Regions from separate parts of the Homo sapiens genome. Here regions 2 and 3 are each linked to region 1. The links are chromatin contacts, found by Hi-C in ENCODE. All regions are on one chromosome and are shown on one strand. Each heading gives the region's core, a stretch centred on a gene start or an enhancer-like site at or near the end of the contact. The rest is flanking DNA. Distances are from core to core; before and after follow the strand shown. Region 1 holds the start of PPM1J-DT (PPM1J divergent transcript). Region 2 has its middle 170 kb from the start of TRIM33. Region 3 holds the start of BCAS2 (BCAS2 pre-mRNA processing factor).

The links. Hi-C counts contacts between places; a loop is a spot of excess contacts on that map. Pooled maps may share reads with other maps.
Region 2: a map of B cell shows a loop between it and region 1 (7-fold over the local background). The contact joins the enhancer-like site here to the promoter of PPM1J-DT in region 1. A Hi-C loop is called at or near these places in 2 of 168 maps with a recorded cell type or tissue (B cell and naive thymus-derived CD4-positive, alpha-beta T cell) and 7 of 50 pooled maps.
Region 3: a pooled map shows a loop between it and region 1 (6-fold over the local background). The contact joins the promoter of BCAS2 here to the promoter of PPM1J-DT in region 1. A Hi-C loop is called at or near these places in 9 of 50 pooled maps.

What each region holds. Positions count from the first base shown.
Region 1 is chr1:112,712,354-112,717,205 of GRCh38, forward strand. PPM1J-DT (PPM1J divergent transcript) reads left to right here and starts at 3,258. Exons shown (of 2, transcript XR_947714.4): 1 at 3,258-3,410; 2 at 4,098-4,852. It overlaps PPM1J (protein phosphatase, Mg2+/Mn2+ dependent 1J), which reads right to left and starts at 2,979. Exons shown (of 10, transcript NM_005167.7): 1 at 2,623-2,979; 2 at 1,144-1,258; 3 at 391-678; 4 at 1-104. The coding sequence starts at 2,948. RefSeq lists enhancers at 2,010-2,069, 3,034-3,328 and a silencer at 2,530-3,319.
Region 2 is chr1:114,343,138-114,347,858 of GRCh38, forward strand. No RefSeq gene overlaps it. Among named protein-coding and RNA genes, the nearest start is that of TRIM33, 170 kb to the right of the region's middle. RefSeq lists an enhancer at 2,509-3,009. Within about 2 kb of position 3,119, at least 21 of the 41 ENCODE cell types and tissues checked have a DNase peak (open chromatin) inside an H3K27ac peak, as active enhancers do.
Region 3 is chr1:114,579,073-114,583,967 of GRCh38, forward strand. BCAS2 (BCAS2 pre-mRNA processing factor) reads right to left here and starts at 2,543. Exons shown (of 7, transcript NM_005872.3): 1 at 2,427-2,543; 2 at 2,227-2,319. The coding sequence starts at 2,519. DENND2C (DENN domain containing 2C) reads right to left here. Exons shown (of 21, transcript NM_001256404.2): 21 at 3,778-4,895. It overlaps LOC105378914 (a long non-coding RNA gene), which reads left to right and starts at 2,771. Exons shown (of 3, transcript XR_947719.4): 1 at 2,771-3,327; 2 at 3,453-3,566.

The sequences.
Region 1 (4,852 bases), core at 2,008-4,507:
CCTGCATTGGCCACGTACACCTTGCCTAGCAGGTAGATCACAACCAGTGCACAGCAGCCCCCCTCCACTTGGTGGCCACGCCGCTCCCGGGCCATCTGCTCATCCTGCCACATAAGGAAGGGTCAGAGGTGGGTAGAAGGAGAGGTTCCAGCACACAGTCACCCTCCCCCTACCCCCTCCACCCGTAGAAATCAACTGGCCCAGCCAGGCTACACTGGAAGACAGGAGGGAAGACTGGGGTGTAACTGCCCCTTCTCCCTCCCCTCTGAACCAAGCTCTGCTCAGGCTCTCAAAGGTGTTGTGGGTTCTCAGGGTAACCCCCTCTGGCTTCCACACAGAGTTGGCCAGAGTGGTTGCCTAGCAGGCTCTTGGCCCAGGTCACCCACTCACCATGAGCTGGAAGGCATTCTCAACGGCCCCCACTACCAGGCTCTCGTGGCTCACTTCCTTCTGTGAAGACCAGCAGGACTGAGGGCCAAGCAAGTGAGAGGGATCGGAGGAATCTGGGGTCCCCGGAGTGGTTGGGAGGCAGAGGGGTGGTGGCGAAGGGTCCTGAAGTATCTCTACCAGGTCCTTTAGCTGCTCTCGGATATGGCGATGCAGGAGCCGTGAGGCCATTTCAGCAGCTCCGCCCCCTGCATGCCCATCAAATAGGCCCCAGTAGTAGAAGCAGAGTCCCTGGTGGAGGAAAAGTTGGAGGTGAGTTTTGTTTGTGTGTGTGTGTGTGTGTGTGTGTGTGTGTGTTATGCAAGGTGAATAACAAGACTCTGGGCATCCATACAAACATCTGAGAGGTCAGTGTTTGCTACTGAAGGCAAATTAGGTTTATTCACATAAGGCTTCGTATGTGTCAAGAGAAAGGAAAGGCTCAAAAACCCAAACTCAGAGGATAACAGATCCAAAACTCAGCACTGGCAATTAAATCATCCATAAATATGTGAGCCTCTACATTTTAGGTGGGAAAGTAACATTCATGCTTACATGGTAGAATCTAACTGATGAATACCAGGTAAAGGTTCTGTGCCAGAAGGTAGATAGCCAGTGAGTTCATCAGGTCTTCCGCATGGCTCAGATTTAAAACCAGAGGCCTGAGTCCCTGGGGAGAGGTGTCACTGTGTCTCTGGGAAAGGGGATGGGTCTTACCTGGCCTCGGCTAGGCTCCCTAGGTACTCCTGTAACACTCCTCCGACCTTCCACATACACCACTTCACAGCAAGCCTGGTCCTCATTGTGCCGACTCTTGCCAGCATTGATGACCCTGCCAGGCCAGAATGACCACATCAGGTTGGACACCAGACCAGGTCCTGGAATAACCCCCACCTTAGACACACACCGTCTCCTGCGCCCGCTGGCCAAGCTGAGAAAGGTCACAGCCACCTGGGATCCAGGCCAGAGGGAGGAGGAGAAGGGAGGGCTGGCAAGGTGTAAGGAGTACTGTTTGGGTGGCCAGCCCTACCACTTCACAGAAAGGCCAGCAGGAGCTTCTGGCCAACCGCTATGTCCCCTGCCTGCCTCACTTCCCCCATCCCTGGCAAAAAAAAAAGAAAAAAGAAAAAGGCATTCCTAGTGGTGCTTCTGGGGGAGGGGCTAGTTGGTAGCAGAAGTTTTACTTCCCTGCTAGCTAGACCCTACATCCCACCCTCAACCACTATCAACTCTCCCAGTGCCTTGTCCCCAGCACCTCATCCTCATGGGCACACCCACCCTTATCCTAAAACCATCCAGCGAAAGTTTCTGCTGCCTTAACAATGAGGAAGCTCTCCAGCCCAGATCGGGAAAGAGGAACTGAAATAGAGTAGAAGTGAAAGCCCACCTGGACTGGGCAGGAGCCACATACCCATAAACTCCTCCCACACAGGAGGCTAAGGGAGGTGGTGGTGGGTCCATGGGCCACCAGCCACCTTCCTCAGCGAACTGAGCGCCCCCATCTCCCTCGGTGCTCTGCGTTCCCGGCAGATGCATTTAAAATACACACAGCCCGGGGGCCAGCCGGCCGCTCCGGGCAGGGGGTCCGCTTCTTTGCCAGGCCAGCACGAGTTGGCAGGCTGAAGGGCATCTAAATGGGACCCTCCTCTACCCCGGGCGTCCCCCTCCCCGCTCCTGGGGAAGCTGGCGGCCTCCTGGTGTCGCGGGCTATTTCTGGGTGTGGAGGGGGAGGGGAACTACGGTAAGAGGGACAGGGAACTGGGGCGCTGGAGCCGGGAAGCGGGTGAGCGAGTCTTCCCAACCGCTATGTCCCCTATTAAAAAGAACCCCGCTCCTTCGTGAAACCCCTTTTCCCTTAGCCTTTAAGCTGCCGGGCCGCGACGGGGAACTGGCCAACTCATCCTTCGCCGGGCTCTCCGCCCTCCGGGCTCTGGGGCAGAACAGGGTCCTGAGGCGGCGTGGGCGAGGGCAGTCAATGAGCGGGAAGGACGTGAAGAAGGTGACACAGGCTGCCCCCCACTGGAAAATGGGTTGGGAGGGGGTGCGGCCCGAAGACCAGAGGATAGCAAAGGTCCACGGAAAAGGGAGCTCCTGGCCCGGACGCGGCGTGGGGAACGCGTCCTAGCGCCGGGGATGCGGAGCTGGGGAGAGGGGTGGGAGCCCCATCCTGGTTTGGGTGCCCCAGGGGGCGCTCACTCGGCGTAGCCTGTGCTCCAGGGCAGGCGGCGGCCCGTGTCCGGGGGGCTTTGCACAGCCCGGCCCGCGTGGTCATCGGCGCGTCGCAGCCCCCCGGGGCTCAGCTGCAGAAAGGTCGGTCTGGAGAAGCTCGCTCGAGCCTCAACAGCCTTCGCGGGCGTCGCGCTCCCGCTCCCAGCCTTCGCGGGAGGGCTCCTGGGCGCTTCTGGAGCGGCGGCGGGCGGCGCCGAGGCGGCGTTGGGCAGGTCCGGGGATTTGGGGCGCGGAGGCGGAGCGCCCCCGGAGCTCACCAGGTGCGCCACGGCCGAGCGCACCCGGTTTAGCATGCTGCCTCCCTGCCCCGCCCTCGGCCGCGGCCCCGCCCCCGCCCAGGCCCCGCCCCCATGGCTCCGCGTGGGCGGTGCTCGCGCCAGCCGGCCCTTCCCTGCTACTGGCTCCCGGCCAGCTGGGCGGGTCCCGGGCGAAACTTGCCCTTGCTCTGGGCCACCCCAGGAACCGGCCCACGGGTCCCCGGCCTCTGCCCCGCCCCATTCCGGCTTGGCCCCGCCTCCGTTTCTTAGGGGTAGGTTCTGTTGCTGTGGGAAGGGGGCGGAGAGAAGGAAACCTTATTTCAGCCGTGCGCTAGATTAGACACAGCTAGAATGTCTCCATTGTGACGGGGGCTGAGGGACAAGGGGGTGCGGTCTCCTCGCTCTCGGTTCGGTGTGGCCAGCCAGCCCAGAGAGCCATGGAGCTAATGACCTCAGAGCAAAACAGGCGCTTGGGAGCCGCTGGGTATGAGGCGCCAGGTGTGACACCACCTCTGGATGGGGCTGCTGGAGCGAGAGCGGGCAAGCTGGTACCGGGTGGGGTTGCGGGATTAATGACGCAGGCTGCAGCCGACCACCCCGGAATCAGGAGCCGGGGTAGATTCCTGGGCTCCTGATGCGCTGTTCCCCGTGAAGACCACCTCTAGATCTGGGAGAGCGGTTGCTACTCCCACCCTCCTTTCTCTCTCAGAACCCAGGTCTTTCCCACAATGCAGACCTTCCCTGACCACAGCAGGACAAGCTATTAATAGGATAATAACAACATAACAAATACTATTTATTGAAGAAGTACTGCATACTAGACCCTTTACAAAGCACGTTCCATACAGTATTAGGTTATTTATACTGCACACCAATCCTTCAAGATGGTTTTTTTTCTGTCAGTTTCACGGATGAGGCAGGACGGGACGCTTCCTGTCATTTTACCGTGACTTGCCCCAGGAGGTCACACGGTCAAGTGAAAGATTCACACCTATGTCGGCCTCCTGACATTCAAACCTGCTCTGTCTTAAGAACCAAGCTTACTTCTCCGGATCAGGGAGGAAGGGCTAGAAAGGAGATCAATGGCAGAGAGAGGAGTGGGGGTTCCTCCCCTCCCATCCTTCTCTTAGGGCCAGGGCTGAGAGCAGTCCGGGAATGCTGAGCAAGTTCTGTGTCTACCGCCAGGGGGAGACAGAGGCCAGGCTAAGCCCTTGCCTAAGAAGAGTAAAAGCACACTCACTGGAAGACCAGGACAGAGCCCAATGCCTGGTTGGCTGCCCGTTCTTCCTAACTTCTCCCCTCTGGGAGAGGGTGGTACTGACCTGATGCCACAAGAGCTCTGTCTCTAAACCTCCTATCAGAAAGTTGATCGCTAGGTATCCACAGACACCACCCATCCACACATCTCAAATGGGGACAACGCCGTTGTGGCCCTCAAGCAAGTTGGAAGTAGCCATCAGGGACTACGGCACCCAGTTCACGGCTGGAACTTTTCTGGGCTCTGTCGGCCAGGTGCTTCCTGACCACATACCACTTTGTTCCCCAGGCTAAACTGTGTCCCCAGAAGGGATGACTTTCTTGGCAGCTTCCAAATAAAGATCCCACAGTGGTCCTTCAGGTTGGTAGACTTACTATGCCTGCTTTGTTACACCTGAGCTTTAGGCAGAGAGAGACAGAGGAAAAGAAGTCACAGGAGAGAAAAAAAACAGACCCCAAGGCAAATAGAGCAGCAAAAGAAGACGGGGACAAAGAACAGGCTGCTTCTATAGGTTTTCCCCTGCTATTTGAGAAAAACTGGAACCAACTCTCAGATAAATAACAGCAGCAGCAAGCCAGCAACTGAAGAAACAAATATAACTCCTGGTTGTTTTTATTATTCAGTGTTTCTGGGACAGTTTACTTACCACTTCTTCGTGTCACCCAGCTCCCTATTCCCTGCC
Region 2 (4,721 bases), core at 1,869-4,368, 1.6 Mb after region 1:
AAAGTGAAGAGACATGTACAGAGATGGAGCTCCAAGTTCAGTATTTGGAGCTGGAATTGTTCTATGTGTAAATAAGATACAAAGTGGGTTGGTGACATTCACAGATGCCACGAAGGGCTATAAGCCAGTAAAGGGTCATTGACATGAACATGGAGGTCACGTTTTTCAGAGTGAACTCCTTTAATCCAATTTAAGTAATTTATTAATTTGTTTGAGACAGAGTCTCATTCTGTTGCCCAGCTGGAGTGCAGTGGTGCAAACTTGGCTCACTGCAACCTCCACCTCCCAGGCTCAAGCGATTCTCCTGCCTGAGCCTCCTGAGTAGCTGGGATTACAGGTGCATGCCACCACACCCAGCTAATTTTTGTATTTTTCATAGAATCGGGTTTTTGCCATGTTGCCCAGGCTAGTCTCAAACTCCTGGCCTCAAGTGATTCCTCCACCTTGGCTTCCCAAAGTACTGGGATTACAGGCATGAGCCACTGCTCCTGAGCCTATTTATATGTTATTTTTTTAGAGACAGGGTCTCACTCTTCACTCAGGCTGGTGTGCAGTGGCACAATCATGGCTCACTGCAGCCTCCAACTCCCGGGCTCAAGGGATCCTCCAGCCTCAGCTCCCAAAGTGCTGGGATTATAGGCATAAGCCACTGTGCCTGGCCCAATTTCATTACTTTATTTTTAAAAAATTTTTACTTATTTTTATTTTTTAAAAATTTTATTTATCTTATTTATTTATTTATTATTTTTTATTTTTTTTGAGACGGAGTCTTACTCTGTCACCCAGGCTGGAGTGCAATGGCATGATCTCGGCTCACTGCAACCTCCGTCCCCTGGATTCAAGCAATTCTCCTGCCTCAGCCTCCCTAGTAGCTGGGATTACAGGCGTGTGCTACCACATCTGGCTAATTTTTGTATTTTTAGTAGAGACGGGATTTCACCATGTTGGCCAGGCAGGTCTCGAACTCCTGACCTCAAGTGATCTGCCTGCCTGGGCCTCCCAAAGTGCTGGGATTATAGGCATGAGCCACCACACCTGGCCCCAATTTAATTTCTTAATCCATTTTCCATTCTGTGCAGTTAAACAGTTTCCAATTTTCTCCATTTTTTCATTTTCACATTATTGAAATTATTCTCATTGGCAATAATTTTTTTCATTTAAATTCTAAGATGCTTCATCATCAGCTTTTGGCCCATGGATTCTACCAGTTACAGCATCTGCAACTGGGAATTTTCGTAACCATTTTTTCTCCAATCAAATTTTGTAAATTTGGTCAAGTAGATTTATTCTGTTTTACTCAGTGACAAATTTTATCCAGTGTAGTTTCCATCACTGACAGTTTCATTTAGTGATATTTAGAATGAATTGAATACACCCTGAGAACTTGCATCTATTTGTATTTCTCATGGGTTAACCCATGAGAAAACTGTGAATGGTTTTATGATATAGAGAGAAGCAGAGATGGGAGAGACATGGGCGGGAAGGGGAAGGGAGGAAAGGAGAAGGGAGGGGAAGTCGAGTGAGACCCAGAGGTAGGGAGGGGAAGCCACCCTCTGTCCCGTCTTTAATCACCAAGGATTTAACCACCAGCATCAGGGGGTCTCTGCTTGGACACTTAGTAGAGTTGCATCTCTGGGTTCCCATGAGGCTGAAAGGGTAGAGAATCTTGTTCAGGCAGGGAGTTGTGAGCCAAGCCCACCTGCCCCTTGGGCCAGAGCCTGCAGTTGCTGATGGGACCCGCCAGAGCTCTCTGGTCTCTGACCCAGCACCCAGCAATGTCCCACAACTGGCGGCCCCATTAGTCTGGGCCTCCAAGCAAGCACAGCACAGAGCAGAGTGAGGCACATGGAATGTTTATAGGAAATAAACCACGACTGGTTTAACATGAGCCACTGGAATATGGGGGCTATTTATTAAGGCAGCATAACCTACCTATTTCAACTGACATCGAGAGCTGTGTAGTTTTGCACAAGTCTTTAACCTCTCTGATTACCAGTTTTCTCATGTAGAAAACAGAGAAAACAGTACTTAACTTGCTTGTTGTGAGAATTTATTAAATTTAGGCTGGGCGTGGTGGCTCACACCGTAATCCCAGCACTTTGGGAGGCCAAGGGGGGTGGATCACTTGAGGTCAGGAGTTAGAGACCAGCCTGGGCAACATGGCGAAACCCCATCTCTACAAAAAATACAAAAAAAAAAAAAATAGCCATGGGGCATGGGGGCACGTGCTTATAATCTCAGTTACTCAGGAGGCTGAGGCAAGAAAATCGCTTGAACCCAGGAGGTGGAGGCTGAGTGAGCCGAGATCGCGCCACTGCACTCCAGCCTGGGCAACAGAGTGAGACTCCGACTCAAAAACAAAAACAAAAACAAAAACAAAAAAGAGAGAGAGATAATTTATTGAATTTAAAGTGCCCAGTGTCTAGTAGACCGTAAATAAGAGCTTTTTAAATTAATAGTACAGCTTAGTATGAATTTTAATCCGGCTTAATTCAGAAATCAGCTGTCTTGTTTTCTTTTCTTTAATGTCTTAGGATTCCGCCTACTCTAAGGCAGGAAGGCACACGTGTATGCCCCTCACCTCCAGGGTGTTTAAAGACCCAGCTCTCCCCTGCCTGTAGTAATGGGGAACACATTTTTGGATGCCATAGAGTTGCGCTCGGGTTTTCTGGGCCATCAAGACCTATTGTGAAAGCAATAGGAGACCAGCGTTCTTGGTGGGAGGTTCTGGGGAAAGGACAGGGAGAGGGAATGGAGACAGATGTTGAGCTACTGGATGAGGCCTGTACAGGATGAGCCTGGGCCTCAGAGCAAGCACAACACAAAGCAGAGTGATGGACTGAGACGCTTGTGGGGAGTAAACCAGGGCTGGCGTACTGTGATTCTGACCCCTGGAAAGTTGCCTGCGAAGGGCACCGCATTGCCAGAAGAGCCAAGTGAGCCGATCAAGGGAAAGGCCTCTGCCAGGAGCCTTCCCCCGAGAGACCGCTTTTCCTCCCACCGCAGGGTCGGCTTGCATGACAGGCCTGCGCTCCGCTGGCTCCAGCGCCTCCGAAGTCACCTGCCCTGCAGTGGGGGCGCGCACCCAGACCCTCCCCTGGGATCCCATCCTCCCCTCCATCCCCCTTCCCTCCTGGCCCAGGGCCCCCGGGAGTGACGGCGAGAGGGGGAAAAGCTCTGGGAAAGGAGGGCCGGGCCAGCCCAGGGGAACACAGGGCCGTCTTCACCCTCCACGCCCTTCCTTCCTTCTCCACCTCCTTCTTCCAGATTCCTCTCCAGGCACTGATAGAATAGACCGAAAGAACGACGGGTTTGACTTGTTTAGCAAATGCTTTTGATACCCCTGAAACACAGAGAAACGTGTGCCTTGGCAGTAAGGGATTATTGCACGTTTTAACTTAGCAGGACTGAATCAGGCAGAAAGAAACCTAATCACCGGTCTCCAAAATCGGCCCAAACCTCTGGCGGCCGCGTCACTCGGCTCCACCAGTCTGTGCCGCCTGCAAGCGCCCCTAGCGGCCTCGCAGCCATCGCGCCTCAGCAGCGCCGTGGCGTCCTGTTCGGCAGTGTCCATTAGAGGGCGCCAGCGCGCCTCAGAAGAGGGACCGTGACGCTAGCCCTCGCGGGTGCAGCCCGGAATTGCAAGAAGGCTGCGGAAGGCTGTGCCAGCAACTTGCACGACAGCACCTTGCTTCTAGAGCATGAGTTTACCTGAACATGCAGCTCAGGGATTGTTTTCAGATTGAAACCATCGCACATTCCCTGTGGCAGGCAGCCCCTCTCCGAGGATAACAATCATGACGGTAATCATGGTCATGATCGTCTTTGCAATGGCCCCTTGCCCTGAGGGTCTTCTGGCCCAGGACCCTCCGGTCCTGGCTGCTCAGGACAGGTGATTACCTTTTGAGGGCCTGAGCTAGTATTCTCCCTCAGGTATTTGCAAAACTTTAATTCCAGTGTCTTGTAATTGTCTAGCTTTTGAAGATTCTCAGAACCATCTCATTAAGATCTCACAGAAATTGAGCTCTCCAACTCCAATCCCACAGCTTTTTGCCTCCCGAAATTTGCTGTGTGTGTGTGTGTGTGTGTGTGTGTGTGTGTGTGTGTGTCAGAGAGAGAGAGAGCACGCACCTCCCAAGTTCTTTGCTTACTGGCTCGCTGATACCTCGCAGACCAATATTCACACTGCCTTTCTTTGACACTTTCCTTACTAAACTGTACCAGCCACACAACATTTACACGCGGATGGGTATGGACAGCACCAGATCTCTTCCGGACAGCACCAGATCCCTTCCCCACAGCACCAGATCCCTTCCCCACAGCACCAGATCCCTTCCCCACAGCACTGGGGTCCCAGCAGATGTAGGACTAGGCTTGATGGCAAGCACTTCAGACCAGCGTCTGGAGATGTATGTTCTGGGCCTGGGCCTGCCACCACCTATGAAACCCTAGGCAGGGCACTAGCCCTGGGTGCCTCCCCTGAGGAGGCGACTGACCATATCTCTGAGGTTTCGTGAAGCTCTAATGCTTCTGGACTGTGATTGTACAGAAAGCAGAAGGGCCATTGCCAAGAAGAAGGCATCATGTGCTGTGTTGGGTGTGAGCATTGCCGTGGACGGGCAACCCCTGGGCACTGAGCTTCCACCCAAACCAGCCCTGAGCTCCATCCCACTCCTCTCCCCATCATGACCTGCAGACCCCATCTCAGGAGCTGCATTCTC
Region 3 (4,895 bases), core at 1,293-3,792, 1.9 Mb after region 1:
CGAGACCAGCCTGGCCACAATGGTGAAACCACGTTTCTACTAAAAATACAAAAATTAGTTGGGCATGGTAGTGCGTGCCTGTAATCCCAACTACTTGGGAGGCTGAGGCAGAAGAATGGCTTGAACCCAGGAGGCAGAGGTTGCAGTGAGCCGAGGAGTTGCACTCCAGCCTGGGCACCAGAGCAAGACTCTGTCTCAAAAAAAGAAAGGATTAAATAATCAGTAAACTAATTACAGGAGAATCACTTGAACCTGGGAGTTTACTAATTAAATCATCAGTAAACTAATTACAAAGGTATTTAAGAGAGAAGGAAAAAAACTGGCAAAAGTATTTTAAAAAGTCTGTGATTGAATGCAGTTATCTGAAACCTTCAGAAATCAGTCCAATAAGGAAGCATTACTGTACTTAGTTCTTAATGTGGTTAACATCTACACCTAGGTACAAATATTTAGAAAAAGCATAGGAAAACACGTTCATAGGAACATACGTCTTCTACTTAAAACTCAGCCAAGGCTGGGCATGGTGGCTTACACCTGTATCCCAACACTTTGGGAGGCTGAGGTGGGTGGATCACTTGAGGCCAGGAGTTCAAGACCAGCCTGGCCAACATGGTAAAATCCCGTCTCTACTGAAAATACAAAAATTACCCAGGCATGGTGGCAGGCACCTGCAATCCCAGCTACTCGGGAGGCTGAGGCAGGAGAATCACTTGAGCCCGGAAGGTGGAGGTTGCAGTGAGCAGAGATGGCACCACTGCACTCCAGCCTGGGTGACGTAATGAGACTCCGTCTCAAACAAAAACAACAACAAACTTAACTAACAATTTTTTCATGTTACTTTAATGTAAATAATATCTTTTTTTTTTTTTTTCCCTTTGAGACAGGGTCTCACTCTATTGCCAGGCTGGAGTGCAATGGCATTATCATGGCTCACTGTAGCAGTCTTGAACTCCCAGGCTCAAGTGATCCTCCCACCTTGGCCTCCTGAGTAGCTGGGGCTACAGGTGCATGCCATCATGCCTGGCTAACTTTTTAATTTTTCTTTTGTAGAGAAAGGGTCTCACTATGTTGCCCAGGCTGGTCTCAAGTGATCCTCACACCTCAGCCTCCTAAAGTGCTGGGATTACAGGTGTGAGCCACCACACCCAGCTAAATACTGCCTTTTAATAATACAATCCTTTCATAAATAAACGATTAGGTATAATGGGAAAAAATCCTCCAAGCTGTACATACTGAAATACTTGAATCCAATAATTTAGAAATGATATCTTACATTTCATTTAGCTAACTAGACCCTAACTAGAATCCTGGGTGTACTTCAAGGTTATACATTTAAAATAGTATCATACTCAATGTGTGGAGTAGAACAGCATCTGACTCCTTAGGCAATCATGGACACTCCCTTCTCTAATCCTCTTGTCCTTATACATACCCTCCGCTATAGGTCCTTTACATATTATTACACATTTATACATACTATTGTAAACTTTTTGTTTTATATATCTAGCTCCTCACTGTATTGTATTTTTCTGTATTCAGAAACCCTATCTTTTTTGGAGAGGATGTTTGTCTTAAATAAAGAAAAGAAAAATTAAAAGAAAACAAAATATATTAAAAAAGAAACCCCATATATCTCTATGATCTCAGAATCTAGAATGGCACCTAGCACTTGTAAAGTATTCATATCAGTGAAAATTATTGCCTACATTAATCAGAAATGTGTTAATAAAAACATCGGATAGATTACAGAAAAAAGGAGAAGGCTGAGAAAAAAGTAGTATACACTTGGATATGGTTTGTCCTTTCAGTCGTATCACATACATTTGGTAAATAACTAGACTTTAATATGCCACTCTCCAGTGGTTCTAAAGAGCTTAGGTAATTAGGCTTATACATATTAAAAAACCCTAGATCACTTGCTGTAGAGTGAATCTTGGCAGGAGAGGGTCCCTTTGAGAATTTACGCATGGATCCTATCTCAAAGAATGGTAGCCACAAATTTTTGCATTAAGTGAGTTGTGGAGCCCCAGAAAGTCTTCCTATGGATCTTAGAATAAGAACCTCGGAGAAGACTTATCTATCTAGTTGTTTTCAATAGACTGACACCTATACAGTAGGTAAGTAGTAGCTATGCAGGCAATGGTTAAAACTGGAATTTAAAGCTCTCAATCCAAAATAAAGGTTCACAGGAATTCTCGTTCACACCTAGGCTCAAGACATACTTACTTCAAAGGCAGAATAATCCGGGGCTGTCAGGTAGCTCAGGTAGTTCTTAGTAGGTCGGTATCTGCGAGTTTCCTCCTCCACCAGCGCTGCAGCCTAAGAAAGAGAATAGGGACCAGGGTAGAAGTGGCAAATTGTAACATGTTTCTTTCAGTACCGAGCCAGCTAGCAGTGAGTCAGCTACAAAGACACCCCGCACTCACCGCTTCCCGCACACCAGGGGCTTCATAACCTTGATCAAAATACGGCAGCGCATCCACCACAACCTCTCCAGCCACCAAACCTGTGCCCGCCATTCTGAGGACCTCAGGTTTGCCTGCGTTTTCTGCGTCTGCGTAAACTCAGTTATATTTAATTACGCCGGCGCCTGACACTGATGTAATCACGTTCCCTCCGTATTGACGTTAGTGCATGCTCAGTTGCTAATTTTGAAGGCGGGTCCGCCCGGTATCTAGAAATTGCCGGGCTGGTTTGTTTTGGGCGGACGTGACGTAACGTCTTGGCTTGTCTGCGTCAGCGAAAGGCCTCAATTTCCTGTCCTCTGCTTACTGCCCCTTTTTTTGCCTGCGAATGGCGGCGATTTGAAGTTGGGGCTTTTCGTTTCCTCCAAAACATTGATATCTGGAAAGGGAGCCCCTTAACACTTTTGGAGGGAACTGGCTGCAGCATTTGGCGGGGAGAGATAAACTGGTTTCCCACCTCTGCTTACTCCCACCTTCTCCCCTTAATCTTCTCTTCCTCTGTGCGAGACTTTTTTCCTTTTTTATTGTAGACACAGGGTCTTTGTTCTGCTGCCCAGGTTGGAGTGCAGTGGCGTGATCATAGCTCACTGCAGCCTCAACCCCCCGGGCCCAAGCGATCCTTCCACCTCAGCCTCCCGAGTAGCTGGGCCTAGAGGTGCACACCACCATGCCTGGCTAATTTTTAATTTTTTTTGTAGAGATGGAGCCTTTCTATGTTGCCAAGCCTAGCCTCGAACTCCTGGCCTCCCAAAATGTGGGGAATACAGGCGTGAGCCACTGCACCCCGGGTCATTCCTCTTTTACTTCCTTGCTGTACCCCAACTATCCTTCCCCCTCGGTGCCCTTAAAACCTTTGCATTGGGTAAGTACATTTTTTAAAGAGACTCTAGAATTGGGCGCCAGTCTCCAATTAAAATTGTGAAGCTTTATGGTCTGCGTATCAAAAGGAACCTCAGTTCCTTAAAAATCCTGTCATTTTGCCTTTAGGACTTAACGGTAATAGAATGGCATTCCTCACTGCCTCCGAACCACTCAAGCTGCTGCCCATGCACTCTCTTCTGCATGGCTCCTGGACTAAGCAGCCTCCCTTTGATTAAGCAGGTAAAAACCAAATAAAGTTGTCAGACTATATGCCCTGCCCAGTGTGCAGTCTAGACCCAGCCTTTGTCTGCCAAGAGCCTGGAAATGTTGACCTCCGTTATTAAGCCTGGTCAGTCTAAGACTAATTCTTATTACCGAAGTACCATTAGGTAAATGTGCTAGCTATAGATTTAAGTGACATAAAAGATCTTAAAGAATTCTCCAAGGGATCTGTGGGGGGTTTATGTATTTATTCATTAAAAGATCTGTAAACAACATTTTATACAAATCTTGATTCTTTTACAAAAATATCCAGAATTCCTAACACTTTACAGAAAACACAACAGACCTAAGGAAATGAAGCAGCTTCAGGCTGCGAGGATGAAGACACCATTGCTGAAGCAAAGGTCTCCTCCTAGAGGGATAGCCAGGATCCATCACAGTAAACCCTTTTACCCCCATTTTATAAACATCCAATTATTAACTGTTCCTGCTGGGTTGGAGTGTAAGAAGAGACCAAATGGAGAGATGTCTAGTAGAAGCCCCACTGGGGGTAACCTGCTTAACATTAAAAAAAAGACAGGCTCAGTTCTATTCCCTGGACCCACATCTGTAGGAATTATATTATACAGCACCAGTCTTAAATGGTGTTCTGCTTCAGATTCATGCATACCTGAATGGGTTGTAATGACAATACTGTACAAGTCAATAAACTGTATCACAATACAACTTACACAGTTTTGTAAGGTTGAATAAATACTTTCTGTGCCAGTTAAAACCATCAGCAGAAACTGAAGAAAACAAACTGACATTTGCTATAACATTAATCAATGAAAAGTGCACCATCTGAACTTGAATTTGCCCATGAGTTTGAAAACACACACACACACACACACACACACACACAGGCCGGGTGCAGTGACTCATGCCTGTAATCCCAGCACTTTGGGAGGCCAAGGTGGGTGGATCACCTGAGGTCAGGAGTTCGAGACCAGCCTGGCCAACATGGTGAAACCCCCGTCTCCACTAAAAGTACAAAATTAGCCAGGTGTGGTGGCGGGTGCCTATAATTCCAGCTACTCAGGAGGCTGAGGCAGGAGAATTGCTTGAAGCCGGGAGGCGGAGGTTGCAGTGAGCCGAGATCACACCATTGCACTCCAGCCTGGGCAAAAAGAGCGAAACTCCATCTCAAAAAAAAAAAAAAAAAACCGAAACAAAACACACACACACACACATACACACACAAAAAAAACACTGCACCATCACTGAAAACTTTCTCTTTCCAATCACTACTACTACTACTTTAGATATTAAAGGTCTGGATGACTAAGTGGTATATGTTCAAGGAAT